Linked DNA regions of Mus musculus: all the other regions are linked to region 1. The links are chromatin loops, found by intact Hi-C in ENCODE. Cell type or tissue: left cerebral cortex. All regions are shown on one strand. Links, peaks and the distances in the headings refer to the core of each region. The heading gives the core; the rest is flanking DNA. Region 1 holds the start of Ppp2r1a (protein phosphatase 2, regulatory subunit A, alpha). Region 2 holds the start of Zfp52 (zinc finger protein 52). Region 3 holds the start of Zfp948 (zinc finger protein 948). Region 4 holds the start of Zfp160 (zinc finger protein 160). Region 5 overlaps Zfp946 (zinc finger protein 946). Region 6 holds the start of Zfp51 (zinc finger protein 51). Region 7 holds the start of Zfp946 (zinc finger protein 946).

Region 1 (4,456 bases), core at 215-4,214:
GGCCCAGCAAACACTTGCTGATTCACTCTTTCAACATTGACAAGTCTCATTCTTTCTTACATGTGGTAATATGCAGATTTAGTTCTGTTTACCTGTTTCACATCTAGCCTTTGTACAGCAACCAGACTGCTTCTTTCTTGATACAGTGTCACCAGGCTAGCCTTGACACTGCCTTTGCCTCCTGAGTGCTGGGATTGCTAGCATGCATGCACCACTATACCAAGCTCTGGTCTCCTTTATGACCCAATAACATTCCTCATGCTTTGCATGTGTTTACAGAACATATGCAAATAAATTCATTCAGTATACCCAAAACCAGATTATTATTCCCATTTAACAGAAGAGAAACACAGACTGCCTGAGTCAATTTGCAAAAATTGCAAGATCCAGGAGTACAAATCCAGTCTTGCCAACAATGGAACCAGAGTCACACATAAATACGTAAGACTTAGAGGATAGGCCCAGGTTCAGGAAGGTGACTGAGTGCAGCATGAACAATTCTATATAAAAGGAAAAGCAGAGGGCTGTAGCACAGTGCCACAATAGCCACACCCCCAAAATAATTGCTAACATTTATAGAGCCTTTACATACAGCCAGTTTCATTTTACTACTTTTCCTCGGCCACCGAGGGAAACCAGGACTATTATTAGCCGCTATTTGTAGAAAACAGAAGCCAGGGGCGATGAAATAATGTGCACACAAGGTCATCCTCAGGTGAGAGGATGCGGCCTTGAGGTCTGACCTCTTTTTCAAATCCAAAGCAGTCCGACAACTCTGGGGTCCTGGCTCATTCTTCTCCCATGAACCAGAACTATCAACTCTCTTGGCAGGCCGGCTTGGGACCAGGTCGGAGAACAGGTGGGTCTGTGCACGTTACCCACCCCAGCTACGGCTAGTTAAATCTCAGGAGAGGATACTTTCACCGCCTCCTTCCTCCTCCTTCAGGAGAGCTAACCCAAAATACAAGGTGGAGGTCGGTGAAGAATGGACAGAAATCTCGGTATCAGTCCCCAATCCCAATATCAGTCCCCACTCCTTCCAGTTAAAACGAAAACATTAAAAGCAATGGGAACTCTACCCGGGTCGCCAGGACCCCTGAGGGTTTCTACTCAGCAGGTCACGCGCCCCCGCCGATTCTCTACAAAGAGCCATTCTGAGTCCGCCGCCAATCACCGACTGGCAGGCGGCAACAAGACCGCCACCCTATCTCGGGCCGCCCAGGCCCAGATCTGGGGCGGCCGCGCGCACTCAGGTAGGACCCTCGAGGCTTGCCCTCCGCTTGGCCGGGCACCCAATGAAGGCTGCCATCTCATCGAACCTTGCTATTAAGAAAGATGAGACCTGAATTCTGATTGGCTGCCGCTGCTTTCCGCCACTCCCGGAGAACCCGGAGCCATCGCTCCCACATTCCGCGAAGATCCCCGTCCCCGATCTCCCCCACACACTCTAACGGAAGGATCCCCGTACCTGAACGTCCTCATTGCGGAGTTCATCTATGAGCACCGCAATAGGATAGAGCGAATCGTCACCGTCGGCAGCTGCCATCTTGGCTCCCTGGCGTTTCTATCAGGCAGCAGCGAGCTCCAGGCGGAATCCGGGATCGGGCGGGGCGGTGCCGGGGAAAGGACGCAAAGCGGACGTGGGGGCGCCCGAGCCGCCCTACAGGGGCCGTCCCGCCGCCATTGCCGCACAAGCTCGCGTCTGTTTGGTCTGAACCAACCAAGTCCCGCCTACTTCTCATTCACCATTGGCCGGACGAATGAGATGTTTTTCCCGAAGGACGAGAGGAACCGGAAGTGAAGTATCTTAGTGACCAAGATTGTGCCCGCCTACGTCGCTGCTAGCAACCACGGGAACAAGCAGGTCTAGCTGCCAATGAGAGTCGAGGGTGGGAGGTGGCTAAGATGGCCCCTTGGGGAGAGGCGGAGAAGACTTAAGCTGGAGTCTTGGGAGCTATGCGTGACGTAATGAAGGACATGCTTGTCTGGTTCTGCTATACCGGTCTCTGTAAAGGAGGGACTCCTAAGTAGGGAGATTTGCCTTGCTTGGTTTCTAGGATGCGGTTCTGGGGCTCTTGGCGTTCAAGGCTTTATTACCCACCCCCCTTACCCGGAAGAAATAGAGCGGCCAGAGCGAGTCTTCATCCTGCCGGGGAGCTTCTAGGTAGCTAGTAAAAAATGAACAAGGTCGAAAGTTTTTTGAGGATGGACCTCTGCCTCATAATGAGCTTGGGCGCTGTGATTCACTTAGAAGGCGAATATAAAACTATCACAATCCTTTCTCCTTAAGGTTGAAAATATGAAAGGGAAGAAGGTGGGCATAGCGGGGTTGTTAGATGCTATCAAGGTTGTTAAAGCGTGGCTATTTCTATACTTGATTTTTGTTTTCTCCTTTCGACTCCCCTCGCCTCTCCCCTCCTCCATCATCCTCCCCCCCACACCTCCATTCCTCCCTTCCCCCTTCTTCCTCTCCAATTAGAGAGAAAATTGAGAAAGCACCCTCACAGAGAGTGGAAATAAACAAACAAACAAACAAACAACCCCCCCCCCCTCACAGAGAGTAGGCGTTCCTAAGTAATGATGCAGATCACATATCTCTGGCCCTGAATAGGAAACACTTGGTCTTGTGATAACGAACAGAAGGCATAGCCATGTGTGAAAGTGCACATGCTTTCAATCATGAAACTCAGGAAGCAAAAACTTGTCATCTTTCTGAGATTGACATCATCTTGGTCTACATAGTGACCTCCGGGCCAGTCAAAGGTCTATGGTGTAACCCTCAAAAGACAGCCATACCATTGCCTCATCCCATAAGAGTTAATCCAAATGGTCTGGCTTAGAAACTTCAGTTTATACGCTACCTCACTAAAAGAGTTTGGCACAATGGTACCATTGTCTATTCTTTGTGAGTGTATTTTCTTTTATGATCTCTCTGGCCATTCTTCAGTTTCTTTCCTTTATATGAACTCTTCTATACTGTACTTTATGTGTTTCTGAAACCAATCAACAGAAAACTGGGGAACTCAGGAGAGGCTATGGAGAGGAATTCCAAACAGTGCCTTCTTGGACCATTTTTGATTTAACAGATCTTTTGGAAAAAACATCCTCTTGCCTGTCTCCTCTCCTTTCAGATATAGTAAAGTTTTCTAGTCTTACTTTGAACTGCCCTAGGTTAAACATTGTAGGAAGCACTGGATTTCTTAACAAGTACAAGAAGAGGGTAAGTTTAATTAATTAGTACTAGGTTGTGATTGGTAATGGGCTTACTGGCATTTCTAATCAATTTATGTGAATTATGAAAACTAAAAAATAAGGTTTTATTTACTTTTTTGATTTTAAATTTGTATCCTTTATCTCTTATGCTGAAAAACACTAAATTTTTAGTGACATTGACATAGTCATATTTATGATTAATGATTACATTTTAGGATATTATGAAATAGTAAATGTTATTCAGTTATGCCGTGGGCAACACAGCTGGACATCAACAGGGCCTAGCAAGGAAGGTAATTGGAGACAGAGACACAAGACTCTAGGTTCAGTTTAAGAATGGACAATTTTTTGGAGCTGTGACGAAAGGATGGACCATCTAGTGATTGCCATATGCAGGGATCCATCCCATAATCAGCTTCCAAATGCTGACACCATTGCATACACTAGCAAGATTTTGCTGAAAGGACCCAGATATAGCTCTCTCTTGTGAGACTATGCCGGGGCCTAGCAAACACAGAAGTGGATGATCACAGTCAGTTATTGGATGGGTCACACGGCCCCCAATGGAGGAGCTAGAGAAATTACCCAAGGAGCTAAAGGGAACTGCAACCCTATAGGTGGAACAACAATATGAACTAACCAGTACCTGGGAGCTCTTGTCTTTAGCTGCATATGTATCAAAAGATGGCCTAGTCGGCCATCACTGCAAAGAGAGGCCCATTGGACTTGCAAACTTTATATGCCCCAGTACAGGGGAATGCCAGGGCCAAAAAGGGGGAGTGGGTGGGTAGGGGATTGGGGGGGTGGGTATGGGGGACCTTTGGGATAGCATTGAAAATGTAAACGAGGAAAATACCTAACAAGAATAAAAAAAAAGAATAAAAAAAAAGAATGGACAATTTTTATTTTTCCCATTGTTTATATAATGTTTAGCGCATAGCTGGAAATTCCAAGCAGAGTTTGAGAAACAGTCTTTGGGCCCACTATCTATATTCTGTCTTTTATATTTCACTGCCCTTGTTGGCATCTTTTACCCCAGAGGACATGCCTGCTACATTTTATCTCTTGCTTACAGTTTTTCAGTCAGAAGACTACATCTGGATCATTGTTTGTGCTTGAGAAAAGAACTATAGACTATCTGGACCAAGCACAATTACATGTAGTATATAATAGAAATACATGTTACATAGGTTCTTTATATTAGGAAATTAGGTTAAAAAGCATATTATTATTGGTTTCAATG
Region 2 (4,456 bases), core at 183-4,182, 590 kb before region 1:
CTTCTTTCCTTCCTTCATTATTTATTCTCTCCTCCTCTTTTTTTTTTTTTTTTTTGTAATTATTTTTATTGTTTTGTTTTTTGAGACAGTGTCTCACCATATAGCTCTGGCTGTCCTGGAACTCACTATATAGCCTTTGCTCCTGAGTGCTGAGATAAAACGTGAGTGTCACCAAGCCTGGCGCCACTCTTTTCACAATTTGCATCACAGATTGCATACGTTCCCGATGGAAAATTAATAGTAGATAGACAGTTTACTTTTAAAACTTAATTTTTACATCCATACCAGTAAAACTCACAACAAACAGTACAATCAAATTCATTTAAGTTTGCAGGAGTTCCTTTCGTGACTAAAAGCTCATGGGGAATCCACCACATGCCACTTTCTTAAATAGAGAAGTGGTAGAATACGGAAGTTAGTATGGATGATTGTAAATTTCAATAGCTTTGTCCTTTCCGTCATAGCAAAGAGAGCTGCGTTTTCAAATATTAACTGATAAATTCAAATATTCTACTAGATCAGCCAGAAGGTCAATAAAAAGAAATAGTATTATTCCAGTTAATATTACTGAAAATTTATCGACGAGGGTCTGACATCCACAGCACAATTTTGAGAGTCGTTATCCTTATGATCAGAGGGGAAATTGATCCCGCTCTGCTCCCCTCCCACTCCTGCCCATTCCCCAGCCCCGCCTCAGCTCCTCGGACCTGGAAGGTTCGAGCGCCTCCCTCCCTTGTCCCCACCCCCACTCCCACTTCCTCTCCCCCATCCCCCGCTGCTGCCTCTGCCAGCTGCTAAACTGCTGACTCTCCCAGGATGCTCAAAAGGTACCTGCGGTATAGGTAAGTTTTCCGGTTCTGCGAGCCCCGCCGTTTCCTCCATACTCAGGTCTCCACCACGCGATTCCACACTGTGCAGCCGCTCTACCCCTCAACCCCAACCCCAGCTCAGTCTTGTACCGGATTCTTGACACTCCAGACTTTGACTTTTTAGTCCCACTTCCCAAGCTAACACACCTTGCTTCCTAGCTTCCCTGGCCTCAGTCTTCTAATCCCACCCACACTACACCCTTCCTCTACACCCAGCCAATGTACCACATCTTCCATCCTCTATTTCTGGGCGAGTGGGCCCGCCCAGCGGAGACCGGCCCCTCCCACTCTGTCTCAGGCTTCTTTCTGCCACAGCTCTTCCCTTCAGGTTGCTCTGCACAGTCTCCCCACACTCTTGCAGCCAGTCTAGACCAGAACTATATCTGGTAGGACCCTGCACCCCGATATCTGATCCCCATAGTGAATTCTGAATCTTTCAGATGCAAAACAGACAACCTAAGATCCCCATCTCACTATCATCCTCTCCACCACATACTGCATACCAAACAACAGGCTAAATTCGGATGCCAGAGTCCCATCCCCAAAACACAAACATGAGAAACCAAAACCAAATACTTCAATTTTGATTTGGAGAGAGACTTTTCAGGAACGTGGATTTGGGGGAGGGGGGAGGTTGTCTCAAGAACTCAGTGGTCAGTGTTGGGGTCCAGCAGTAGCCCTACATGCCACACAAACCCTGATCTCAGTCAGACAAGGACAGATAATTGGATGCATACCCTAAGACTGATCAGAATTTGGGGGCTGAGCTACAACCACAAACACTTCTCAGGACTGGTTTAAGAATGAAAAAAATCACAATGCGCTCATATGCAGGTGCAGGAAGTGCTGACCTGTGGTTTTCTCTGACCCAAGCTATTTTTGCTAGCCAGACAGAGCAGTTCTATCTGACCTTTATTCTGATTGGTCCTAAGTGGAGCATATAATTTTCAAAGTTCTTAAGATTAACCAACTTCAGAACACACAGAAGATAACAGGGTATGTGGAACACGACCCTGCTCTGAGTCAAATTATTTTTCTGTGTCAATGACTAACTGGCATATTACAGAAACAATGTGAAATAGCTGGCAGGCATGGAACAAAATGGCTACAGCTATGTTACAGGGACAGACCTCAACAGTCAGGACTGAATTCATACTTCATTGAACTTCTTTCACCACTAGATGGCGGACATGTCATTTTAGTAAAGCAGAAACAAGTTTGTCTTCATGATTCCAAAAGTGCTTTGAGATAAAACCTAGAACTAACTCTCTCTCTCTCTCTCTCTCTCTCTCTCTCTCTCTCTCTCTCTCTCTCTCTAGTACAGTGGTGTACGCAGAGAATCTTGCACGTCCCAGATGCAGAAAATAAGTAAGGTTTGTGGTCCCAACCCTAGAAAAGTCAGTTTTACAATCCAATGTCTAGCTCTGAGAAGCATGGAGGAAGAAGAGATGGTTAGGAAATAAGAAGGGAGAGAGGGGGAAAGGCTAAGAATTCCAAGTCTAGAGTTCTCTAGACTCCATACAACTACTGCAATCAGTAACCAAGAGCAGCTGTCCTTGCCTGCACTGGCCCCACACAAGACCACGGTCAATCTAGGAAAGGGAAAAGGCTTTACCTCTCAGGCATTGGCAATGGATAGACTGTAGAAGAAGAATCACTGGCTTTAGTTGTCATCCTGTGCTGAGCACATCAGGCTCCTGAACATAGCTTCAAACCCACAGTCTCACAAATGGCTCTGGTTCATCTTAGTGGGTGCCAGGCAATATGAATAGACATGAACAAAGTGACTGTTGGAACTGTGGACCAGGATAGCAGAGAGGTAGGAGTGAGAATGGGCAGTATTTGAAGTGGGCACAGAAACACACAATGCTGTGATATACATGCATTTTATCTTTGTGTGTGTGTATGTGTGAAATAACTAATAATAAAAAAATCGGGGCATTCATTCATGGTAGACAAGGTTTCTCTGTGTGAACCTGTGCTTAAAGGCCCGTGATAACATACCTAGATCAATTAAAAAAAAATCAGTGTGTAATTTCTTCTTAGTTCTAACAGTATCTGATGGATTTTTTTTTTTTTTTTTTTTTTCAGTTTTGAGGGCCAAGATGGCCTTGAATTCACTGAGATCAGCAGTTCCTGACTCTGGAATGCTAGGATTAAAGGCATGCTCCAACATGTCAGGTTTATTCATTATCTGGCTTAGTATCAGATAATAGAGTCAGGAAGTCTTGATATTTTTGTGTGTGTCAAGAAGTATTAAATATTAGTCTATTTGCTGCTCTTCAAAGTCCTGATAGAATTCTGTCAATTTGGTCCTGGGCTTTGTTTTGAAGATGTCATTTTATAATTGATTCAGTCATATTGCTCCTCTTAGTCTTGTTTATAATATTTGTTTCATGTCATTTATATTTGGTATGTTATATGTGCCTGAAAACTCATACACCTCAACTAGAATATCCTCTCTAGTACAATAGATGTCTTCAGTGTCAGTAGATAGAAGATCCACTTGTTAACTCATTTCTATCAAGTAAATTGTGCCTTTACCTTGGGTAACTATCAGGACCTTATCAACAAGGAAAGACACAAGGACAGGATGAAAGACTCAGGCTCTGAAGGCCAATCTTATCTTTATTTTAATCTTTGGGCAGAGGGCATGGAGAGGCAGAGGCTGGAAAAATTTAGTCTGAAGCCCTCCTGGGTTGCCTGCCATCTTAACATAGTATATTGTCTTATTGTAGCTCTGGGAAGGTGACTGCCCCGGTGGTTGTTCTTCTCAGTGGGCTGAGTGTGGCAGGATGGTGTCCACTCTCTTTACAACTTAGACTACATCAGTTCAGATCGGGAGCGAGCACTTCTGGCAGGAAGGGTAGCCATTTACTGAGCAAAATGAGTGACCAGGAGGCCATTCTACGATCTGGTAAAGGGAGACATCGGCCTCTCCTGCTTTTGTCCAAGCTTGAAGCTCTGCTCTTTGGGAACTCATGTCCTCACTTATGGAGATCTAGGTTAGGGCCGCGGGAGTCTTAGACCATTCTAGGGGCCGTGGACCCTTGTGTGCGCCGCTCGGCGGAAGGGGAGAGAAACGCGCCTGGGTGAGCCGCGGCTAATCGAGGGGTCGGGTCAGATTCTTTGTGCCCCGCCGCCTGCAGGGAGAGCCCCACACTGGGGTTTGAATCCCCGAGGAGCCCGGGCGCACCACAGCATCTTGTTGGCTGGCGCCGAGTAACTGGGCTCCTCTCCTCTGCCTGCGCAAAGCGGAGCGGTGCCACTCGGGTCCCAGGTTTTCCCCGCTGCCCAGGGCGCCGCGGTGGCCGGTAGGCTCCCCAGCGGAGTGACTGGGCCCCCGCCCCGGCGAGGCCCCACGGCCTTCCGCCCGAGGTGGGCTCAGCCCCGCGCGACTTCCCGCCGCAGCTGCGGGACACCAGCACCTAGGCCCGGGACTCTCAGGCTCCCTAAAGTAGCGAATCGGTCTGGAAAAGAAAGAGTTAAGCCGAGAGGCTGGGTGGGTCTTCAAATCGCTACAGCGTCAGTCCCTCAACATTCCTTAAAGTGACACACACAGAACAGACAACTATACAGCAGCTAAA
Region 3 (4,456 bases), core at 193-4,192, 620 kb before region 1:
AAAAAATTACAGTTTGGTTGTATGTCCATAGAGTCCTTTACTAGAAAGGAGACAAAAGACTACTATTGACATTTTTCTAATATAGAAGAGTTAATTTTTCAAAAGACGCTTTATAGTTTTATAGTTTACAACAATACGTTTCATTCGTGTTTTCATTTTTCTTCTCCCGTTTCCAATAGACGGGATTTCTCCATAGCCCTGACTGTCCTTAAACCATGTCTGTATACCAGGATGACAAGGATCTTCTAGACCTACCTGCCTGTTTCCCAAGATAGGGATTAAAGATTTGTGCTTATAATGTCCTTTCTAACTGTGAACTGTAACAGATGTGCAGCTTAGTTGTCATGTGGGCCCTGTAACAACTGGAGCAGAGCCTGTCTCTGACTCTGTTGTCTGCCTTTGGATTCCTTTTCCAACTGGGCAGTCTTGTCTAGCCTCAATGGTAGATAAGCCTAGTCCTACTGCAACTAGACTGGCTGAGCCACTGGACTCCTCCCCTTCTCTGAGGAGAAATGGAGGAGGAAATTGGTGGAGGAGAAGCAGGAGGAATGGACTGGGAGGAGAGGAAGTGGGGGGAGGGGTGGTGTTTGCGATAGAAGTGTAAAGTAAATAAATTAATAATGAGAAATAAAAGTTTACTTATAAATGTTAATGTTCACAACCATACCTATGTAATTTGCAAAAATAAAATATTCTTTCAGATTATTTGCAACCACTCCTTTATATATAGTATCTAAAAGATATCCGGGGATGCCAAGTCACTGTAAGTCTCCTGGTAAAACAGGCCAGTTAGAGTGAATGAATGTAAATTTCAAGAGCTTTTTCCTTTTAACCTGAACAAACAGAATTGGTTTTCAAAAATCAATACATAAATTCAAATATTCTACTACAGTATTCTAATAGGAACATTTGGCATTCAGAAGTCAATTTAAAAAAAAAAAAAAAAAAAAACAGGATTAGTCCGATTTATGTGAGCTAAAAGTTCTCGACAAGGGAAGAAAGACATCTACAGCAGAATTCCCGAGCCAGGTTCCTTAGAAGCAGAAGACAAACCGATCACACCCTGTTCCCTTCCCGCCCTTTTCCAACCCCACAGCTCCTCTGACCTGGGCGGTTCCAGGGCCGCCTGGCTCCGGTTCTCGCCGCTTTGCGACTGATTGCTGATTCCTCCAGGATGCCCCGCAAGGCACCCGCGGCTGCCTGGAGTTTTAGCTTCCCACGAAGTCCTCTGTGTCCTCTGACCCCAGGTCTGAACCACGCGATTCCCCACGGGGCAGGGCCGCGAGCTCTGGACCTGACAGGTCCTTGACACTTCTGGTTCTTCGTCCCACGTTTCCAGCCTCCCACACCCAGTTTCCAGCTTCCGTTCACGTCACTGCCCTAACTCCTCCCACTGGGAATACTCCTCCCACTCGGAACACTATGTTTTCCACCCCCACCTAATGTCTAACAACCTTCCACCATGTTTCTGGGTGAATATCCCTGCCCCGCGAACACGTCCCTCCCACTTTGTCTCAGGCTTCCTGCCATACAGCTCCAGCTGTCAGGCTGCTTCGGACCCGCTATGCACAGCCTCCCAGTGGCCACTGTCTGCCTAGACCAGAACTGGGCCTAATAGGACGCTGCACCCCGGTATCTGATCCCCATCCTGGGTACTGAATCCTTTAGATGCAAAATAGCCTAAAACTAGCCTCTAGGACACATACTTCATACCAAACAATAACAGGCTAACTTGAGAAGCCAGAGTCCCATTCCCAACACACAAACATAGGAAGCCAATACCAAATTCTGAAAATTTGACTATGGTACAGACATTCAAAGAACTTGGATTTTGAAAAAAAAAAAGAAAGGTGTCTAAAGAAGTCAGTAGTCATCGTTTTGTCATCAGCATAGGGCTGAAGTCATCCCGCACTGTACTGCTTTCACCACTAGATGTCATTTTACTAACTCAGAAAGGCATTTGTCTTCTGTGAGTCATTCACGAGGCTCTTTTCTCATGACAGATTTCTGGTGGATGCAGACTCTTGGCTAGCCCAGTCGCAAAAAAAAAAAAAAAAAAAAAAAAGTAAAGTACGTGGTTCTAGTCATAAAAAAGTCTGTTACTCTATAACAACTCCAGCTCTGGGAACACTGAGGAAGAAGAGTAGGTTAGGAAATAAGGGAAAGAGGGAAAAGGGCTAAGACACACCATCCTCTAGATCCCATACAACTATTGTAATCAGTAACCAACAGCAACTGTCCTTCCCTGCACTGGCCTCACACAAGACCACAGTCAGTCTAGGAAGTGGAACAGCTCTCTATATGTTGGCTATGGATAGAGTGTAGAAGAATCACTGCCTTTAGTTGTCATCCTATACTGAGCACATCAGACTCCAGCAAGGTCTCACAAATGACTCTGGTTCATCTCAGTGATCCCAGGCAAAAATGAATGGAGATGAACACAGTAGAGTGACTGTTGGAACTGTGGACCATAGTGAAGAGGTAGGAGGTGAGAGTGGCAGTATTTGAAGTGGGCACAGAAACACACAATGCTGTCATGTGTGTGTGTCTGTGTTTGTGATATATCTAATAATAGAAAAGGGGGGGGGGTATTTATTCATCCATTCATTATAGACAGAGTTTCTCTGTGTGTACCTGTGTTTAAAAGCTGGTGCTAAGCCGGGTGTGGTGGCGCACACCTTTGATCCTAGCACTCGGGAGGCAGAGGCAGGTGGATTTCTGAGTTAGAGGCCTGCCTGGTCTACAAAGTGAGTTCTAGGACAGCCAGGGCTAAACAGAGAAACCCTGTCTCAAAAAAACAAAAACAAAACAAAACAATACAAAACAAAACAAAACAAAAAAACGGTGCTAATGTGACCAGATCAATTGTTTAATTTTAACACCAGTGTGAGATTTCTTTTTGGTTGTATCACTATGTGGTGGGATTTTTGTTTTTTGAGACATGCTGGCCTGGAAGTCACTGAGATTAGCGTTCCCTGCCTCTGGAATGCTAGGATTGATTCAAGGCATACTCCACCATGGCAGGTTCAGTATCTCGTTTACTATCAGGTAATAGAGTTTAAGAGTCTTGATTGTTGTGTGTGTGTCAAGAAATATTAAGTGTTAAGCTGATTTGTTGTTAGTTCTTTGGAGTTCTGATAGACTCCTGTCATTCTACTCATGGAGTTCTTTTAAGGATGGCATCTTATAATTGCTTCAGTCCCATTGTTTCTCTTAGTTTTATTTATATTATTTATTTCACATTGTTTATATTTGGCATGTTATATACATCATTTCAATTAGAGTATTCTATTTAGTAAAATAGAAGTCTTTAATATCAGTAAACAGAAGATCTTATTAGCACATTTCTATCAAGTTAGTTGAGCCTTTACCTTGCGTAACTATCAGAACCTTATGAGCTGGGCAGTGGTGGCATATGCCTTTAATTCAGGCACTCAGGAGGTCTCTGTGAGTTCCACATCAGCCAAAGTTACACAATTGAAACCCTGTCTCTACAAACAAACAAACCAACAAGCCAATCAAACACATAAGAAAACAGTATGTATAGTCAGGCAAGGTCTTGTAAGCCTTCAAACCAAGCACTCAGAAGGCAGGAACAGGGGAACTCTGTGTTCAAGGCCCCCCTCGTCTAAATAGAGAATCTAGGACATCTTGCAATACACAGAGAGATCCTGCCTCAAAATAAAACAGACTCTTCCCTGAGGAGGAGCTTGTATGAACCCAGAATCAGCCTGCAAGCTTCCAAAGCAAGAATCTAACCAACAGTCTTACTCAGTTATGATGCCGATAAACCAAATCAACAATCATCTTGGCAGGACAACTCTAAGGGTGCAGTAACAACAAACTCATGTTGGTGGTAAACAACAGCTCTCTAGTTGGATTTAAAACACTCTTAACAAAAGAAAACCATGACTGGTACTGGAAACATAGCTACCTACTCAGTGCTGGTGAAATCAGGAATCTTACAGGAGACCAACAACCACCACTTTACTAAAGCAGCATAATCCCTAATAAAAATCTAAACATCTTTTCCTTGTACCAACAAATAAATGTAGGCTTCTTCCCTCATCAAAGAAACTTCTCTTTCAACAGAGACCACTACAAAAAAAAAATCCACAACAAATCAAAATGTAGAGTTGTGAAGCCCATGCCTAATGGATACATCTACAAAACACTTATGCATCTAAGGCTCAAGGAATATTTTTGAAGATGGGTATCAATAATCACGAGGCAGAAGACCAGGAAGTTTGCTGTGAGGCTGTTTCTCCTAGTAATGCCAGGAGCTTATCCATAAAATCTCAGCCACACAACTGTCCAAACAAGAGCCGAACAAGCACAACAACAATGGACATGCCAAGGTGGATGGGAAAAGCCCACAAGGCTGAGCTCAATTTCTACAGAGTGTACTACAGGCAACTGACAATGCTGGGAACAGGAGTCTCCCTCGGGGAGAGCA
Region 4 (4,456 bases), core at 154-4,153, 64 kb before region 1:
TTCTGAAAAGGTCACCTGTTCCCTTTGTCTTGTTTCTCATAATGAGCAAACCTAACCAAAGGATTTCCCTGACAATCTGTTGCTGAGTGAGTAGATTAACAGCACTTGTGATAGCAAGTTATATTCAGGACATGGGACTTGGAAGTGAAAGGGTACAGTGGTGAGAAACGGTGGCGTTTGAAGTGAGCAAGATATGAGTTAAATAAATAGCTAGAGCCATGAGTCCCACCATGTGTGAAGAAGAGGCCCTTGGTCCTGGGAAGCTTCTATGCCACAGTATAGGGGAATGCCAGGGACAGGAAGCAGGAGTAGGTGGGTTGGGGAGCAAGGGAAGGGGAGAGGAGATAGGGGATTTTCGGAGGGGAAACTAAGAAAGGGGATAACATTTGAAATGTAAATAAAGAAAATATCTCATAAAAATGTCTATAAAATAATAATAATAAAAAAGATATGAGTTAAAGTACTTAAGTTGGTGCCTGAAGGAGAAAAAACATCACACATTTACTGTGACCGGAGGCAACACATTCTATGCTAAAAGTTAAGTGTTAGGGGGTTAGAAGAATCCCACAGCTCCTCCACACATTACCCCTGTCAAAGAAGGGTGACACTGTCTAAAAAATCTCACATTAGTTCTGGCTGTATAAGGACTATAAAGGATCAGTAAACACCAACAGTATTTATTCATTGAGAAAGTGTCTTAGTTATTTGTCTTAGTATTCCACGCCACCTTTAAAGTCTCCATTTTCCTACCCCAGCTTTCTTCCCACATGCTGGCATTACTGATCTGTGCCACCATGCCTAACACAATACCAGTTAATGCCCATCAGATCAAGTTTTGCAACTCTCTTCCATACCACTAAAATTCAAACAAAAATTAAGGGTTTTTTTATTTCAACAACAAAGACAAGCTCAGTAATAATAACCTTACTATTCCATCAACTTCTGCTTTATCCAGCCTGCCCCTCCCTCATTCTGCACTATCTTATTCACACTTTCTGAAGGGACTTTGCCAGCTCCAGCATGGTGACCATGACTCTGGTAGGCCTTGCCCCTTTCCTCTCTCTGCCTTGCTAAAAACTCTCAGATTACATTCCTAAAGCTACACCCAAAGTCTATTCCTTTATTTGGCCAATTCCTCCTCCTGACACTTACTATGAAGGCCCAGCTATCAAAGCATTGAAGTCTGGCAACCGAAAGGCACCTCTGGCTCACCTAATTAATGTGCCAGCTAAACACCTCGTCCTAATAAGGGGATTCTCATTTTACCTCTATAAGCCGCCATTTGCCTATGGGTCACATCTGTCTCCTCTCTATCTAGAAACAGTCATTTGTCCCACTTCTGGACAAATACTCCTAACCCCTCTCTCTTGCCCCTTTCTGCCCTCTTCTTTGTTCCCTTCCCCTTCTTCCTCTATCTCCTGTCTCTGACCTTTATCCGGGCCTTCTGTACCTCTAAGACAAATAAATCTTTGTGCTGAGAACTTGGTCTGAGAACTTGGTCTTGGAAGTTCTCCCCAGATACTTTCCCTTTCGCTTCCATCGCCTGCTTTTCTTTCTGTCACACATTATGGCAGTTTAGCTGTTCTCTCACCCTCCTCTCCACTCTTGCCAGCATCTCCAGACCCTGCTTTCTTTTTCCTTTCCACCAGGCGCCGCGGCAAGCTGCTCCTCTGCTATTCTGTCACCCGCGGCACTCTCTAGTACCGCATCACCTGGCACTGCCCGCACAAACGATAGTCATGTCTCCTCCCCGACCGCTGAAGCTTTTGAATCCGTGCCCCCGCTCCTTCCTGGCTCCATCCCCTCCCCTGGCTCCGCTGCCATCTCTCTCTCCCACGTTCCTACTTCCTCAGTCTCGCAGCTCTCCGCGTCACCGAGTGGAGCTTTGCACACAAGATGGGGACTCCAGGGCAGAGGTCCGGGTTCTGAGTGCCAGCAACCGGCCTAAAGAATCTGGGAAAACTCACCCAGCTACAAAATTTATGCAGAGCAAAACCGCTTCCGGGTCGCTGCGCAGGAGTGCATTCAGCATTCGCGGTCAGATCCGGGGTAAAATAAGGCGGGACCAGAGAACAAGTGATTGACGCTAACAAGGGGCGGTACCTAGAAAGGAAGCTGCTCTGAGAAGGAAATTTTAGGGCATGCTGGCCACTGCGTGCTAGTGGGACTTGGAACAGGAAACTGTTGCTTGGAGGGGACAGTATTTAAAGAAATGTTTATGGGCTAGAGAGGACCTGAATGCTGAGAATGGCGTGGTGAGGGCTTAGAACTGTTTCGGAAAACAGCGGGGTGGGGGTGGAGGGTCAAACCAAATAATGGACTAGAAGGGAGTGTGGGGATGCATTGGAGAGTAGGATAGTGCTCAAGTACAAGTGGGCATGGGTCTGGCTCTACAAGGGGATTCAGAGTAGGTTGTGTTCTTGGTGCACAGTTCTCAGTCCCTCCTTATTCTCCCACAGGTTCCTAGCTCTAAGGAGCAGGGCTCCTGAGCATTGTCAATCAGTAACCATGCATAGGTAGGAGAGTCGGGGACGATGGTGAATATAAGCAAGCATTGATTTTATTTTTAATTCGAAGAGTTTTATATATAAAAACAATTACCTATTTTAAAAGTTATATTTTCTGTTACAAAAGAGAATTGCATTCACAAAGGTCATGAACGATTGGCATTGAAGATCGATTCTTTTTTTAAGTGCCAACTTTTCTCTTTGTAATAAAAATAACAATTTAAAAATATTTTAAGTGCTTTTTGGCTTGAAAGTTTGAAACAGCATATAAGCTATTTTGGCATTCTCATTGAAAGTTCTTACTGTATCTACTTTAAATAGAAACAAACTCTTGCATACAAGTACATGTGTTCTAAAGGATGTTTGTGACAGCAGTCTGCAGATGTAACTGTCAAAGGTCAGCGGGAATAATTTGAGGAATGGCTAATGAAAAATATTTCTTCTCATTTCCACCATGTAGCATATCTACAGTTCATCAAACATTTCCAAAGGAAGTACACATAGAATTCAACAAACTATCACCAGTATAGAATAATGAGATGCACTGAGTTTCCCTGGTACTTCACCATTGCAAAGTACTTTCAGATACATACTTTTAAATATATAATGAATAGTAATCATTTCACCCTACACTACTGTCTCATGATCCCTACTACTTCCTGCTGAACATTTTAATATATGCATTATGTTAGTAGAAAGTCATTTGCTATTCATCCTATTGAAAGCAGTTGCTCAGAGTCTGGACATCCTCTCTGCAAATGTCCTTCAAAATGCCATGTCCTTGGGCAGGTTGCCCCCCTAAATCTGAAGCAGAGGTAAGAAAAAGAGAAGAGGAAACAAAGATATTTAAAATATGGTATTGCTCTTGAGAACCACTAGAAGGTGAACCATTTCCATAAGGATTCTTTTATCTCATGAATATGTGCCTAGGGTCCTGTACTGGCTGGTTTTGTGTGTCAACTTGACACAAGCTGAAGGTATCACAGAGAAAGGAAACTCCCTTGAGGAAATGCCTCCATGAGATCCTGCTATAAGGCATTTTCTCAATTAGTGAACAAGGGAGGGAGGGCCTATTCTGAGTGGTGCCATCCTTGGACTGGTAGTCTTGGGTTCTATAAGAAAGCAAGCTGAACAATCCAGGAGAAGCAAGCCAATAAGTAACATTCATCCATGGCCTCTGCATTAGCTCCTGCTTCGTGACCTGCATGAGTTCCAGTCCTGACTTCCTTTGGTGATCAACAGCAATGTGGAAATGTAAGCTGAATAAACTCCTTCCTCCCCAACTTGCTTCTTGGTCATGATGTTTGTGCAGGAATAGAAGCCCTGACTAAGACAGGTGGTCAGAACCAGAAGCTGGGAGCTCATCCATGGAGCCGAGACTGTGCTCAACTTGGAACCTACTCACTTGGGAAGGGCTTTACAGTCCCTTTTGGCTACATGTTATAAGCACCCGATTTGATATTATGCCACGGACTGGGCTCAGTGGGCCCCCCTCAATCCATGGGAATCAGACTCTCAGACAGATGGGTATAGAGTCAGCGAGAATTGACAGACACAGACACAAGAGAGTGTGTTAGATCTGAATGTAATGCCACAAAGTGAACACCAGTCTTATATACTACAGAAAACGAAGGAGTAGGATGTCACAGCAGGCAAAGTACATTGAAGTTATCTGACACAAAACAGAGGAATGACTTCAAAAGGACTTACAGGCACCAGGTAATGTTTACGGCAACGATAAAACAGCCCTGCCTAGGGTCAGCTAATGACAGATAAGAATTTCACATCCTAGACACAATTTGTGCTACTCCTTTGAGCCTTGTGAAAGTTAACACCAGGGGGTTCAGCTCTAGCAGACCTTGTTATGAATAATGCAATACCACAAACCCCCTATTTCCTAGGCCTTGGTAAATTCTTGCATATGAGTGTAAGTTGGCTTTACTTTTAAG
Region 5 (4,456 bases), core at 351-4,350, 1.5 Mb before region 1:
CAGTAAATATCTGAAAGATTCAGAAAACATACTTTATAAAGCTACACACTTATAGTCCAAAATACTAGCATTTACTAAGCAAATTTTTATTCCTCATTAATTGTCCACAAACCTCAAAAGCACACATGTCAATCTGTTTTGGAACTGGTAAATACCCAAGGGCTTCTCACATGCTTATTACTTGCTGAGACCAGAGCTAGATCTAGTAGTATGCTGTAACCTATTACCTGCCACCCCCCATCCTAGATTATCAATCAACCCTTAAGAGTAAAATCTCACATTGAAAACCCCACATCCTAACCTAAAGCCAGGTAGGAAGACAACTGACAGGCTGGAAGCAAAGCAATATGACAAGCTTTGATAGAATATCCCTACCTCAAATCACTAACGCAATACCAGTGCTCCCAGTGAAATGAAATTCAAGATACAGAACGCAAAGTACAATTTGAAGGCTATTCAACAATGTCAAATGACAGAAAGAGGAAACAAGCTCCTGAACTCCAAGAGGATGGGAACAAGCTGATTCAAGAACAAGAGAACTCTCACAAATGGCTGAGGAAATAGTAAGAATAATGCAGGATGTGAATATCATGATCTACAGAAATCGAAAATCTCAGAAATCCTCAACTGGAAAAGAAACCAGAAATGAAGAACTCTGTAAGCCTCATAGTAATTCAATAAAGAGCCTGTCCACCGCAGAGAAGACAGACATCAGTTTCAATACAAGCTGAAGGGGCTGGATCACTCCACTAAATTATAGGTGAAACAAATGAACAAGATTCTTGCTGCATTAAAGCAGCAATATAAAAAAAATAAAATAAAAGTGAAATTCTAGCCAGACTCAGTGAGGAAGAGCTTTGATCTTAGTGCTCAGGAGGCTCAGACAAGCAGATATATGTGAGTTAGAAGCCAGCAGTGTCTCCATATCACATTATAGGCCAATCAGGGATATAGAAATAAACAAACAGAAAAGCCAAACAAGACATTAAAGGTGTATTTTCTACATTGATATTAAAACCCTCTAAAAACGTGCCTTTGGGCACAATTATAGCATGAGTATTAGAAGACTGAGTATACTGGTTAGAATAAGAATGTGCCCCATTTCTTATGTACTTGAATGTAAGCTCTAGCTGGTCAGATGTTCTGGGAAATTTAGCTATTGGAAGACTATTGAATAAATCATGACACTGACGAGAGGGTCTGAGGAAAAAATAGCCACAAACCACCTCTGTTCCCTCTCCCTCCTTAGTGATTGTGGCTAAGGATGTGACCTATCAGCTTTCTATTTCACCAACATGCTGCTTGCTGTCAGGCCTCCCTGCCATGGTGGACTCTTACCCTCTGGAAGCATTACCCAAAGTAACCTCTTTCTTTTTTTAGGTTGCCTTCATCATGGTGCTTTACCATTTTCTGATTTGATTTAAGGCTTCATATCAGAGACAACTCATGTCACGTTTCTAAAATTAATCAAGAACAAGAAGTATGATAGGTCATGTGAACTCTAATGGGGGATTATTACTGTTGTTTTCCTATAAGGTCCCAAAGACAAACTTCCTTTTATGTTGTTGTGTATATTTAAAGTAAAGTACTGTGCTCAGACTTCATGAGTGAGGCTTCTTGCTGCTGTAAAATTTGCTGACACTGTCCCATTCTAGTTTCTAGGAAAAACTATATATAAGATGTTCTATTTCGGGCTGGAGAGATGGCTCAGTGGTTAAGAGCACTAACTGCTCTTCTGAAAGTCCTGAGTTCAAATCCCAGCAACCACATGGTGGCTCACAACCATCTGTAATGAGATCTGATGCCCTCTTCTGGTGCGTCTGAAGACAGAAACAGTGTACTTAGATATAATAATAAATAAAGCTTTAAAAAAAAAAAGATGTTCTATTTCTTAATAACGATGCTAGACACTGGGTGGTGATGACACATGACTCTAATCCCAGCACTCAGGGATTAATCCCTCTTTCAGGAGGGAGAGAGTGGTAGATCTAAGCGTTCAAGGCCAGCCTGGTCTACAAATCAAGTTCCAGGACAGCCAGAGCTGAAACATAGCATAACTCAATCTCATAAAACAAAACAAACCTAGTATGGCATAAGACATAGCTTGTGTAAGGTCTCCTGCCATCTTTTCTATCTTCTTTATTCTGACCCAAGACAAAGAAACATCCTGGAAGACACAGTGGGAAAATGGAAAACCTAGAGACAGAAGATGATGATTATGCGAGGAAAAAAACTTCTGGACATGAGTCCTCTATGTTGATCATCAAAATGCCTCATAAGATTGAGTTCATCAGCATTTCTTTCATCAAGGCTGAGAGGGGCCCTGAGGCTGAGACCTTACCTGCCTGCCTACAGACTGCTCACAGCAGATGGCGAAGGGGGATCTCTTTCAGAGGTAGAGCCATTTAGGAGATGAGGACCAAAAAAGTAATCTCCTAACCATGCTCTGACACGGAAAGTTAGATAAATGTGAAAATTTAATGAAATCTTACAAAGAAACAAGAAAGAAGACTGACTTCATTTCTGCAGCTGCCTTCTGCAGGATTTGAATAAAAATTATTAATTGAATCAGAATATAGTCCAAGGTTTTAGGTTCTCACAGGTGCCCTCTTGATACCAGGCTCCCTGATGCTGCTCCAGAGAGTTAACAGTTCACACGTTCACCCTTCCAATCACAGATGGGAAATTCTTTCACCTGCTCAATGCATTTGTCTCCACATTTGCTCGATAAACACACCAATTTTATTTTACAAGAAACATAATGAAATGATACGTGCTGATGAACTATACTTGACACTAAGGACCCCTGTTACAGCAGGTCAGTGAGCAGCTCACGTATCTTGTGATTCATTCTGAAACCAATCTTCCAGCTGGAATCTCCATTCTACAGTTCTTTAGTAATAAACAAAATTCTCAACTAATATGCACAAAGATTCCTTCTCCGCCTGGTCAGTCTACATACTCAAGATTGTCTAGAAACTAATCTTTTCGACAAAGCAACAGAAAGAAGTGAGGAACAGAGTCAGCGGGGCTCAAACTTCCTGCAGTCATCATGCATATGAGCATGCAGCTTCATCAACAATAAAACAAGCAAAGAATCCGTATACCTTTCAATTATCACAGCTAGCTTTGTATGTAATTACTTCTTCCTATACATCCCTGAACTGATAAGCAAATACTCACTAATCAACATGTATTTAACAGTTACAATAAATCAAAACAGAAATTCCATACATGACATGTGAACAGTGCCAGAAGGGTAAAACGTTCTCATACAAACATGGGAATGCAATTGGAAAGGAGGTTTCTGTTTTTCTACATATGTTAAGAATTTTGTTTCTGAACAAAGTAATCCTAATTAAATGTGGAATTTTGATAAAGCTCAGAACATTCAAGACCTTCAAAAGATTAAACTGAGACTTCAAAATCAATTAAAATTATTACAGTGGAAACTATTATAAAACAAAAGAAATCAATGGGAAGACAAAACAGACAATTTAATAGTCTGTAGAGATACAAAACAATCCTTATCAAGGTCCTACTGTCATTATATCAGAAAACAGAGAAACTGACCACAAATGGAAAAGAATATAAAAGAACTACTGAAGCTTACAAAGTTAAAATATCAGGTAACAAACCTTGCAGCAAAAATGCTTAAATGAAGGTAATAAATTTAGCTATTATTCATATGGATACAAGAAAATGATACTAATGGAATAAGGACATCATCATACACATGCACAGTCAAATAAATTATGTTTTTACTACGATTAATTATTATACAGGAAGTCAGTAATGTGTGTAATAGGCTAATCATGAGATGATGTACAGTAGAATATTCTAGAACCATTTATATATAAACATAATAGGGCAAAATCAATCTCGTGTCCCATTTGGCCTCATTGCTTTTAAACATTTTTATTGTATTTTTATTTTAGCTTATATGTAGTAGTATTTTTGCACCGTGTACGTGTGTGTGCTCAGTGTTTGTGCATGATGCCTGCTGAAGTCCAAAGATATATTTGTATCACGTGATATAATTGCCTTTAACAGTTACTGTAAATTTCTATGATTTCTTATTGAAGAATATTAGGGTAAGGATGAGACAGCAGATGACACTTATCACTAACATCATACCCAATTGATTTTGTGAGACCCCGACTTAGAGCGTTTCTCCCTGGAAGGTAAAGTCCCTGGATGTTCCCCAAGCTTGTTTTCCCTGATCTTTAAAAATACAGCTAGAAAGAAGCTCTTTGTTCTCTATAGCTAGCAAAAAGCCTTTTTGTTTCTATACTGTACAACCAGAGATGCCTGCCTTCCTTTGCCGAGGACACGGAGATAAAAATTCAGAAAGAACTCACTCCCCACTCCTGCCTTGTAAATTTTACCAAGGACACCCGGAAGAGAAGAACTCTTCCCAACTCCTCCCAACTCCTCCCAACTCTCCTCCCAACTC
Region 6 (4,456 bases), core at 333-4,332, 500 kb before region 1:
CCAGAATACTGTAATTCTACAACCTCCAGTCTCTGTACAAAGCACTCCCAGCATGGTGCTGACACTGCCCCTCTTTCTGGCAGAAGTCCACAGTCACACTGGTGGCCGTGAACTGACCACAAAATACAAAACAACAGTTTGAATAGTGGTCCTGGTGCACACCTTTAACGCTAGCACTCAGGAAACAGAGTCAGGTGTAACTCAGTGACTTCCAGTCCAGCCTAGTCTACATGACAGGATGAGTTCTGGGCCAGACAGAGGGACACAATGGGTTCAAGCCACAGACAAAACAAACACAGGAACTAAGCCAAACTAAACCAAACCAAACCAAAAAACAGTTTGTGTTCATGGACAAAGTGGTTTTCTAGAACTAAGGAGACAAAATACTTTTGCTGTCTTTTTTCTGATATAGAAGAGCTAAAGTAATTATTTGAAAGATGATTTATAGTACCATCATATACAATATAATACCTTTTCTGTTTTATTTCTTTTTTCCTTTTCCTTCTCCCTCTTCCCACTGACATTTCTCTGTGGTTCTAGCTGTCCTTAAACTCCCTTTATGTACCAGGGTGGCAAGGAACTCCCAGATCCAATTGCCTCAGTTTCCTAAGTGTAGGCATTAAAGGCTTGTGATTAAAGGATTAAAGGGTTATAGGATACAGGGATTAAAGGATTAAAAACTGGTTTATAATGTCCTTTCTAACTGTGAACTGTAGCAGATGTGCAACTTGGTTATCATGTTGGTCCCCTAACAACTGGAGCAGAGGCTGTCTCTGACTCTGTTGACTGCCTTTGGATCCCCTTTCCCTAACTGGGCTGCCTTGTCTAGCCTCAATAGCCTCAGTGCAGTGCCTAATCCCACTGCATCTTGATATGCCAAGGAGGGTGGATATCCACAGGAGGCTTTCCCTTCTCTGAGGATAAAGAGAGGAAGGTGTAGGATAGGGGGAGGAAGGTAGTGGAGGAGTGAGAGACTAGAAGGAGAGGAAGAAGTGATGACAATCACTTCTAGTTATATTTACAACTATATCTACGAAACTCGCAACAAATATACGCTGAGATTCAGTTACATTTCCAGCCATTCCTTTCATGAGTAATAGCTAAAAGCTCTCTGGGGATGTTAAGTCACCAAGTATGTCCTGGGTATAACAGTGGAGTTAGCATGGATGTAAGTAAATTTAAAGAGCTTTATCCTTTATCTCAACAAAGAGAACTGGTTTGCAAACTTCAGTAGATAAACTAAAATATTCTACTATTCTACTATTTTGAATATTTTGGCAATCATTTGGTCAATGAAAAACACATCAGGATTATTTCAGTTTATATGCACTAAAATATATCGAGCCAGCTTACTTATGAACACCAGAAAAACTGATCACGCCCTGCTCTCTTCCGGCCCCTTCCCAGCCCCGTAGCTCCTTTGACTTGGGAGGTTTCTGAGCTATGGTTCCAGCTGCTGTGCTGCTGACTCTCCCAAGATGCCCCGCGCGGCACACGGCTGGCCGGCGTTTTACCTTCCCCTAAATTCCTCCCCGTTCTGCTATCCCAGGTCTACACTACGCGATTCCCTACGGTGCAGGGCCGTGAGCTCTGGACGTGAACAGGTCGTTAACACTTTTGGCTTTGGTTCTCAACTTACCTGGCTTCACTCACCTAGTTTCCCAGCTTCCGCTCACGTCACTCCTCTAACTCCTCCCACTCAACACTTTTCTACACTTCCTGGTAACGTCCAATGTGCTTGCACCCTCCGTTTCCGGGTGAGTGGCCCTGCCCCGCGGAGACCCGTCCCTCCCACTTTGTCTCTGGCTGCCTTCCACACAGGCCCAGCTGTCAGCTCGCCCAGCCTCCCCTCATGCTTGCTGCTAGCTAGACCAGAAGTGGATCTGGTAGGACTTTGCACCCCGATATCTGACCCCCATAGTGAGTTCAGAACCATTTAGATAAATGACCGGAAGCCTAACACCTCCTGGACTTCCAGCCGCTGGAATACATACTTTGTACCAAACAACAACAACACAGGCTAAATTCAGAAGCCCAAGTCCCATCCCCAAAACACAAACATGAGAAGCCAAAAGCAAATCCTAAAATTTTGACTTGGGAGAGACTTTTAAAGAACTTGGAATTTGAAAAGAAATAGGTGTCTCAAGAATTCAGTGGCTCTTTGCTATCCGCCCAGGGCCGAATTCATCCTGTGCTGTACTGATGTTACCACTAGATGGCGGTCTGTCATTTTACTAACTCAGAAAGGAGTTAGTCTTGTGATTTATGCTTAAAGTGAGAAAAACCAATTCTTTCTTTCTTTCTTTCTTTCTTTCTTTCTTTCTTTCTTTCTTTCTTTCTTTCTTTCTTTCTTTCTTTCTTTCTTTCTTCCTTCCTTCCTTCCTTCCTTCCTTCCTTCCTTCTCTCCTCCCTTCCTTCCACCCCTCTATTTATTTATTTATTTATTTATCTATTTATCTCTTTCTCTCTTCCTCCCTCCCTCCCTCCCTCCCTTTTTTCTGGAGTGTTGAATGCAGAGACCTTAACTTGCACAGATGCAAAAAATAAGGTATATGGTTCTAGTCTTAATATAGTCAGTTACTAGTTAGTTCATCTAGCTTGGTGAACACCAAAGAAGAGGTGGTTAGGATATAAGAAGGAAAAGAGGAGAGGATGGGCTAAGACACACTATTCTCTAGACTCCATACAATTATTGTAATCAGTAACCAACAGCAGCTGTCTTTATGTTCACTGGCCTCACACAAGACCACAGTCATTCTAGGAACTGGAACAGCTCACTTTACCTCCCAGAGGTTGGCTATGGATAGATTGTAGGAGAATAATCACTACCTTTAGTTGTCATCTTGTGCTGAGCACATCAGGCTCCAACACATAGCTCCTATCTTACTGGGTCCCTGGCAATATGAATAGAGATGAACACAATCGAGAGGTTTGTTGGAATTGTAAATCAGAAGAGCAGAGTTTTAGGAGTGGAATATGTACTTTATATCAAAAGTATACCAAAATATTGGGCAATACTTGATGTGGACATACAAATGCAATATGCAAGTGTGAAATAGCTAATAATAGAAAACTTGGGGGAGGTCATTCATTCACTCACTCATTCATTTGAGAAAGGTTTTCTTTGTGTAACACAATTATTAATGAAGTGTGCTACCATGCCCAGTTCAAAAAACATTTTTTTAAAAGAAACATATTTATTTCTTTTACATGAGTGCTCTATCTACATGTACACCTGCATACCAGGAGAGGGCATTGGATCCCATTACAGATGGTTGTGAGTCATGATGTGATTGTTGGGAATTGAACTCAGGATCTCTGGAAGGCTACACAGTGCTCTTAACCTCTGAGCCATCTCCTGAGCCCCTCAAAGTTGTTTTTAAATTACATCAGTCTATAATTTCTTTTTAATTGTATCAGTATCGGGTGGAGGACTTCTATTTGTTAAATTGTTTGATTGTTTTTGTTTTTTATTTTGTTTTTGCTTTTCAGAGCCAGGCTGTCCTTGAACTCACTAAGGTCAGCCTACTCTGCCTCTGAAATGCTAGGATTAATGGGATGGTCCACCAAGACTGGCTCAGAATCTGGGTTAGTATCAGGTAATAGTTAAGAGTCAGGAAGTTTTTCTCTTTTGTATCAATAAGTGGTAGCTGTTAAGTCACTTTGAAATTGGTTTTTTGAAATAAAATCCTGTCAATCTTGTTGTGGGGTTGTTTCAAAGATGGCATTTTATGCCCAACAGTGGGTAGGGGGAACTACCTCCAGTAGATAGAGGTGGAGGGACAGGCTTGCTGACCTTCAGTAAAAATTTTTGACCAAGAACTGTTCCTATTTAAAAGGAATGCAGGGGCAAAAATGGAGAAGACCGAAGCCTAGCATGGCTCTCCTCTGAGAGGCTCTACTAGTAGCTGATTGAGACAGACACAGGATAGCTTACACCTGACCATTGGACTGAAGTTGGGGGGAGGGGACCCTATAGTTGGATTAGAGGAAGGATTGAAGAAGCAGTTGGGGAGGGCAAACCCATAGGAAGACCAGAAGTCTCAACTAACCTGGACCAAAGGGAGCTCCCAGAGATTAGCCACCAACCAGGCGGCATATATGGGCTGGTCTGAGGCTTCCAGCACATATATAGCAAAGGATTGCCTGGTCTGGCCTCAGTGATAGATGTGCCTAGTGAGGCCCCAGGGAAAGGGGAGGTCTGATTGGGGGGAGGACCCTCTCAGAGGCAAGTTGGAGGAGAAGTGGGATAAAGAACTGTGGGAGGGGAGACCACGGAGCAGGGGCGGGGGAGTAATGTCTGGAATGTGAATAAATAAAATAATTTGTTTAAAAGGTGGAATTTTCTAATTGCTATGTGTAGTCACATTGCTATATGTAGTCTTGTTAATATTATTTATTTCATGTTGTTTACATTCGATATGTTATATGTCCTGGAATCTCACCTATTTCAATT
Region 7 (4,456 bases), core at 263-4,262, 1.5 Mb before region 1:
AGTTGTACAGTGCTCACAAACAAATAGAAAGTGAACAACTCTATTGTACTAAAAAATGGGTTAAGATGGAAGTAAGAAAGAAACTAAACCTAGACAACAAGAAATAATCTTACTCAGGGCTGAAATCAATTATATAGAAATATAGAAACAATACAACTAATCAATGAAACAAAGAGTTTGTTCTTTGACAAAATCAACAAGATCAACAAACCCTTATCCAAACTAACTATAAGGGTGAGAGAAAAGATCTAAATTAACAAAATCAGAAACAAAAATGTGGCATAACAACAGACCCAGAGGAAAACCAGAGAATCATAAAGCACATTTAAAATGTCTACTCCACATAATTGATAAAAATCTAAAAGAAATGGATAATTTAAGTAATAGCTTCCATATTCTAAAGTGAAATCAACATCAGATAAACAAATAGACCAATTTAACCCCTCGTAAAACAGATGCAGTCCTTAAAAGTCTCACAACAACAATCTTTTGATTTTTGTGCATTAATTTGGTCTTCAGTTATTTTGGGGAAAGTTTTCTCTCAGTTGTAGAAGTTCCCTGGTGGAATTTTTTGGGTCACCTATATATACTGTCATATCATTTACAAATAAGATTTTTACTTTTTCCTCTGTAATCCAATGTTTATTTTCTTTATTTCCTTCAGCGGTCTTCTTGTGCTAGCTAAGAATTCAAGTTTCATATTGAATAGACATCGTGGAGAAAGTGAATGGCCTAGTTTGTTCCTGATTTTATTGCAATTGCTTTGAATTTCTCTTCATTTAATTTGATATTGGCTGTAGGCTTCCTGTAAACGGACCCATTTCTCAATGCTTTACTTACATCCTAAACTGCATACATCTCAGATGAATAATTCATGGGCAATAAAAAGTATGCTTAATAAATGTTAATGTTTACTGCAATAACTGTAGTGCTCCATACGGTCTACTTTCTAGTAACCTCCCCCCAGCCTGAAGCAGGCTAAGCCAGACCTTGAACTTGCTGCCACTAAGGAGATTACCTTGGGTAGAGCCTTCCTACCTAGATCACTCTATTGTTCAGCCACTGCTGCTACCAGCTGGGACGGAGACTATTCCTGCAGCTGGTTCCAGGCTCCAAGGATGAACTGGCGGGAATGGGCCTCCCCCACCCCCACCACACCCCCCCCCCCCTTTATAAGCGCATTTGCCATTAAACATTTGAGCTTTGATCAGGAATCTTGACTTAGCTCCATTTTTCTCTCCACCGCCTAGTTCCCCTCTCTTTTCAGCCCCAGCTTGGCTTCCAGGTGAAATCCGGTTCATGTGAGCCGCGGTCGGCTTCCAACACTTCCTGGTTCAAAAAAAAATCTGTACCGTTTCCTCATATGACAATTATATACAAAGCTCTTGGAGGATACCTATTAACCAGAGCCAAAGGCGTTCTCTTGAATAAGCAATTAGTAAAACGAGGCAGTTAGAAAGCATGAATGAATTTACATTCCAGGAACTGTTACAATAACTAACAGCATATAATAATGCAACTGCTCTACCAGATATTTTATGGGTAATTTTATGACTGAATATTCTGGTAAATGTACGATGAATGAAAAAAATCACGATAAATCCCAGTTCACAGGATCTCAAACTTCCTGACAACCGTAAGATATCCACAACAGAATTGGGAGAGCAGCGTCCAGGGAAACCATCCCCCCCCCCCCCCTTACCCCCACCTCGGCTCCCGCCCGTTTTCCAGCCCCGCAGCGCCTCTGACCTGGGAGGTTCCAGGGCCGCGGGGCTGCGGTGTCCGCCGCTGCACAGCTGACGGCTGACTCTTCCAGGCCCGAGTTTTCCCTAGGTCCAGAAATAACCAGGACAGGAAAACCAGCCCCCGGTTAGAGAACAAGTTGTTCACTTAAGTACCTAAGGGAATGGTGAATTTTCCTATCTGACTTGATCTTTGGAGCTGCTCTCCTAGACCCGCCCACTACGGCCCCGGTTCCGGTCACGTGGTTCCCCCCAAACACTTCAAGCCAGGCGCTTTCTTTTCCGTAATTACTTTCCTAGACCCTCTGGTTTTTTCTTTTTGCTGGCCCCCTCCCCGCCCGACAAGTACCCACGCCCCAGGGAGGTTCCGGCCCCTCCCACTCAGTCTCAAGCAGCCTGCTACAAAGCTCCAGCAGCCAGGCTGCCCTAGACCTGCTCTGCACAGCCTCCGATATGCTTTCACACCAGAACAGGATAAGTAAGGACGCTGCACCCCAATATCTGAGTCCCAATTGAGTTCTGAACCCCTCAGATAAAAGATGGGCAGCCTAACTAAGAAGTTAAGATACAAGCCTTCTGAGCTTTTAAAAACGCTCAGCAAATGGCAACCAATACCCACAATTCTGATTTCTTTCCTTCCATTCCCTACACAAAATACTAAAAGTAAGTAAAAAAGCCTGGCTTCTTCCCAAAGCCAGTCTTAAAACATGTGAAATACAAGAAAGACTAATCATATGAAAATGTGGATAAAAACGTATGGGACAGATAATAATAAGAGGAGAGCTGTGCAAGCTCACGGGGGAGCTGCAGGGGTAAAGGACACTTGGTAGAAACTGCAAGTGGTAGAACAGGGCACTTGGAAAGCATGAATAAAGTTAAACTCCAGGAGCATTGTCCTGGCCACAATAGCAAAGAGACTAGGTAATGCAAATACTTTTCCCGAATATTTCTCTGTAAATAGCATAGCAACCATAATATGAATGAAAACATCAGCATAAGACCCAATTTGTGTAAGTGAAAATATAATGATAGCACAACAGAATCTTGATAGCCAGGAAAAAATAAAATGTGGTGAGTTTGCATTATTTAAAATTTCAAGCACAGGGGATTCATGGTCAGGATCAGGATGGTAAGGAAAATGAACATAGAAATGAATGGATTTTCAAGGGGAAGGACATTTGTGCCTAGCACATCACTTTATCACTCTGGTCTGTAAGATACAGGCTGGAATTTGGATAAAGAATGTGTTGAATATGTAGACTGCTTTTGGTAGAATAGCCATTCTACTTCCTAATTGTCTTCTTCAATTTCCTTTCTTCAAAGACTTGAAGTTGTATCATACAGGTCATATACTGGTTTGGTTAAAGTTAACACCAACATACTCTTTTTTTTTTTTTTTTTTTTTTTTGAGGCTATTGTGAAAGGTGTTGCTTTCCTAATTTTTTCCCTTAGTCCCTTTGTCATTTGTATATAGGAAACCTATTGATTTAATAGCTTTAATTTTGTATTCAGCTACTTTGGGGAAAGTGTGTTTGAGTTATAGAGTTGCCTGGTGGAAATTCTTGGGTCACAAGTATACTATAATATCATTTGCAAATAAGGGTATTTGACTTCTTCCTTTTCAATCTACTGTGTATCTTTTTGTATCTCTCTCAGTAGTCTTAACTGCTTTAGCTAAGACTTCAATTATTTTATTAAATAGATATGGAAAGTGTGGATATTCTTGGCTTGTTCCTGATTTTAGTGGAAGTGCTTTGAGTTTCTCTTCATTTAACTTAATCCTGGTTCCAGGATTAAGGCAGACTGTAACCTGCCTTCATTATGTTTAGATGTGTCTCATATCTTTTATCTCTACAGGACTTTTATGGAGAAGGGATATTCAATTTTGTCAAAGACCTTTTTTGCATGGAATGAGATGATCATGTCTTTTTGCAATATTGTATAGTGGTTTATATTTGTTGATTTTTGTACATTGAACTACCCCTTCAAAGCCTATTTGATCATGTTTGGTGATATTTTTGATGTGATCTTGGAATCTCTCTGCAAGTATTTTATGAGTATTTTTGCATGTATGTTCAAATGAACGAGCATTTGTGCCTGACACATCACTTTATCACTCTTGTCTTTAACATACAGGCTGACAAATGTTGTCAAGTCTATCAGCAACAAATCAAATATTCTTGCACCAGTGAGAGATGCTGTTTTTCAATTTCAGCAGTATTGTTTATTGCAAATGAATGTGTTCCGTGACATAATCCTTTCCATATCTTCAATTGAAAACAAAAAAACAGAACTGCAGCTTCAAATTCATGGAGATTAAGAGGGTATTCTGGGAAGGCATGAATAAACCAGGGTTTTATATGTTTCTTCTATGAAATCCACGATGCATGGCTTTTATAAAATCTGGAATTGACACTTCCTCAAATGCACAGCTACTTATGAACAGACATTTTTCTACATTTCTGAGCCTTCCATTCAAAGGTCACTATCACTTGTTTCAACATGAATTGTTTAAAGTAAGAAAAGCTCAAATAGCTATGTGTGCTGTTCAGAAAGTAGGACTCTAGTTTGTCGACCTCAGAATTCTAGTCTATATTTACTAAGGATATTCTCTCTGAGACAGAGATTTTCTCATCTCCCAGGTCTATCCTGCTTTTTCCATATCTCTGTGCTAGAACCATGTGAATCTATTTTCCAGCTGTCTTCCCCTAGCA

Evidence for each region. Hi-C counts contacts between places; a loop is a spot of excess contacts. Peaks named below come from ENCODE experiments on the same cell type or tissue, not always from the same donor. Only the 100,000 strongest peaks of a DNase experiment are listed, where the experiment ranks them.
Region 2: a loop joins it to region 1, with 3 times the contacts of the local background. A loop is called at or near these places in 8 of 42 quality-filtered maps.
Region 3: it touches region 1 in a loop (3-fold over the local background); 9 of 42 quality-filtered maps call a loop at or near these places.
Region 4: it touches region 1 in a loop (7-fold over the local background); 18 of 42 quality-filtered maps call a loop at or near these places.
Region 5: it touches region 1 in a loop (6-fold over the local background); 4 of 42 quality-filtered maps call a loop at or near these places.
Region 6: it touches region 1 in a loop (12-fold over the local background); 4 of 42 quality-filtered maps call a loop at or near these places.
Region 7: a loop joins it to region 1, with 4 times the contacts of the local background. A loop is called at or near these places in 4 of 42 quality-filtered maps.

The regions. Positions count from the first base shown.
Region 1 is chr17:20,942,596-20,947,051 of GRCm38, reverse strand. Ppp2r1a (protein phosphatase 2, regulatory subunit A, alpha) reads right to left here and starts at 1,598. Exons shown (of 15, transcript NM_016891.3): 1 at 1,469-1,598. The coding sequence starts at 1,546. In left cerebral cortex, for the core only: no CTCF peak of the experiment used is centred there; DNase peaks (open chromatin) are centred at 779, 1,372 and 1,781; H3K4me3 peaks cover 2,510 bases; H3K27ac peaks cover 2,101 bases.
Region 2 is chr17:21,532,209-21,536,664 of GRCm38, reverse strand. It overlaps Zfp52 (zinc finger protein 52), which reads right to left and starts at 1,126. Exons shown (of 5, transcript NM_144515.2): 1 at 832-1,126. It overlaps 9330136K24Rik (RIKEN cDNA 9330136K24 gene), which reads left to right and starts at 787. Exons shown (of 3, transcript NR_131123.1): 1 at 787-842; 2 at 2,194-2,237. It also overlaps a transcript of Zfp53 not described here. In left cerebral cortex, for the core only: CTCF peaks have their summits at 2,038 (motif pointing right) and 3,942; DNase peaks (open chromatin) are centred at 1,131, 2,037, 2,575, 4,000 and 1 more place; H3K4me3 peaks cover 2,544 bases; H3K27ac peaks cover 2,244 bases.
Region 3 is chr17:21,563,896-21,568,351 of GRCm38, reverse strand. Zfp948 (zinc finger protein 948) reads right to left here and starts at 1,374. Exons shown (of 6, transcript NM_001002008.2): 1 at 1,107-1,374. In left cerebral cortex, for the core only: a CTCF peak has its summit at 1,901; DNase peaks (open chromatin) are centred at 491, 1,410 and 1,919; H3K4me3 peaks cover 1,690 bases; H3K27ac peaks cover 1,356 bases.
Region 4 is chr17:21,006,498-21,010,953 of GRCm38, reverse strand. Zfp160 (zinc finger protein 160) reads right to left here and starts at 2,013. Exons shown (of 5, transcript NM_145483.2): 1 at 1,968-2,013. In left cerebral cortex, for the core only: a CTCF peak has its summit at 1,663; a DNase peak (open chromatin) is centred at 2,023; H3K4me3 peaks cover 1,874 bases; H3K27ac peaks cover 1,310 bases.
Region 5 is chr17:22,432,503-22,436,958 of GRCm38, reverse strand. The region is part of intron 2 of Zfp946 (zinc finger protein 946); the gene reads right to left. Among named protein-coding and RNA genes, the nearest start is that of Zfp946, 11 kb to the right of the region's middle. In left cerebral cortex, for the core only: no CTCF peak of the experiment used is centred there; no DNase peak of the experiment used is centred there.
Region 6 is chr17:21,447,605-21,452,060 of GRCm38, reverse strand. It overlaps Zfp51 (zinc finger protein 51), which reads right to left and starts at 1,687. Exons shown (of 5, transcript NM_009558.4): 1 at 1,640-1,687. In left cerebral cortex, for the core only: a CTCF peak has its summit at 2,184 (motif pointing right); DNase peaks (open chromatin) are centred at 1,755 and 2,186; H3K4me3 peaks cover 1,341 bases; H3K27ac peaks cover 1,013 bases.
Region 7 is chr17:22,421,723-22,426,178 of GRCm38, reverse strand. Zfp946 (zinc finger protein 946) reads right to left here and starts at 1,977. Exons shown (of 7, transcript NM_198003.3): 1 at 1,750-1,977. In left cerebral cortex, for the core only: no CTCF peak of the experiment used is centred there; DNase peaks (open chromatin) are centred at 1,212 and 1,993; H3K4me3 peaks cover 1,847 bases; H3K27ac peaks cover 1,191 bases.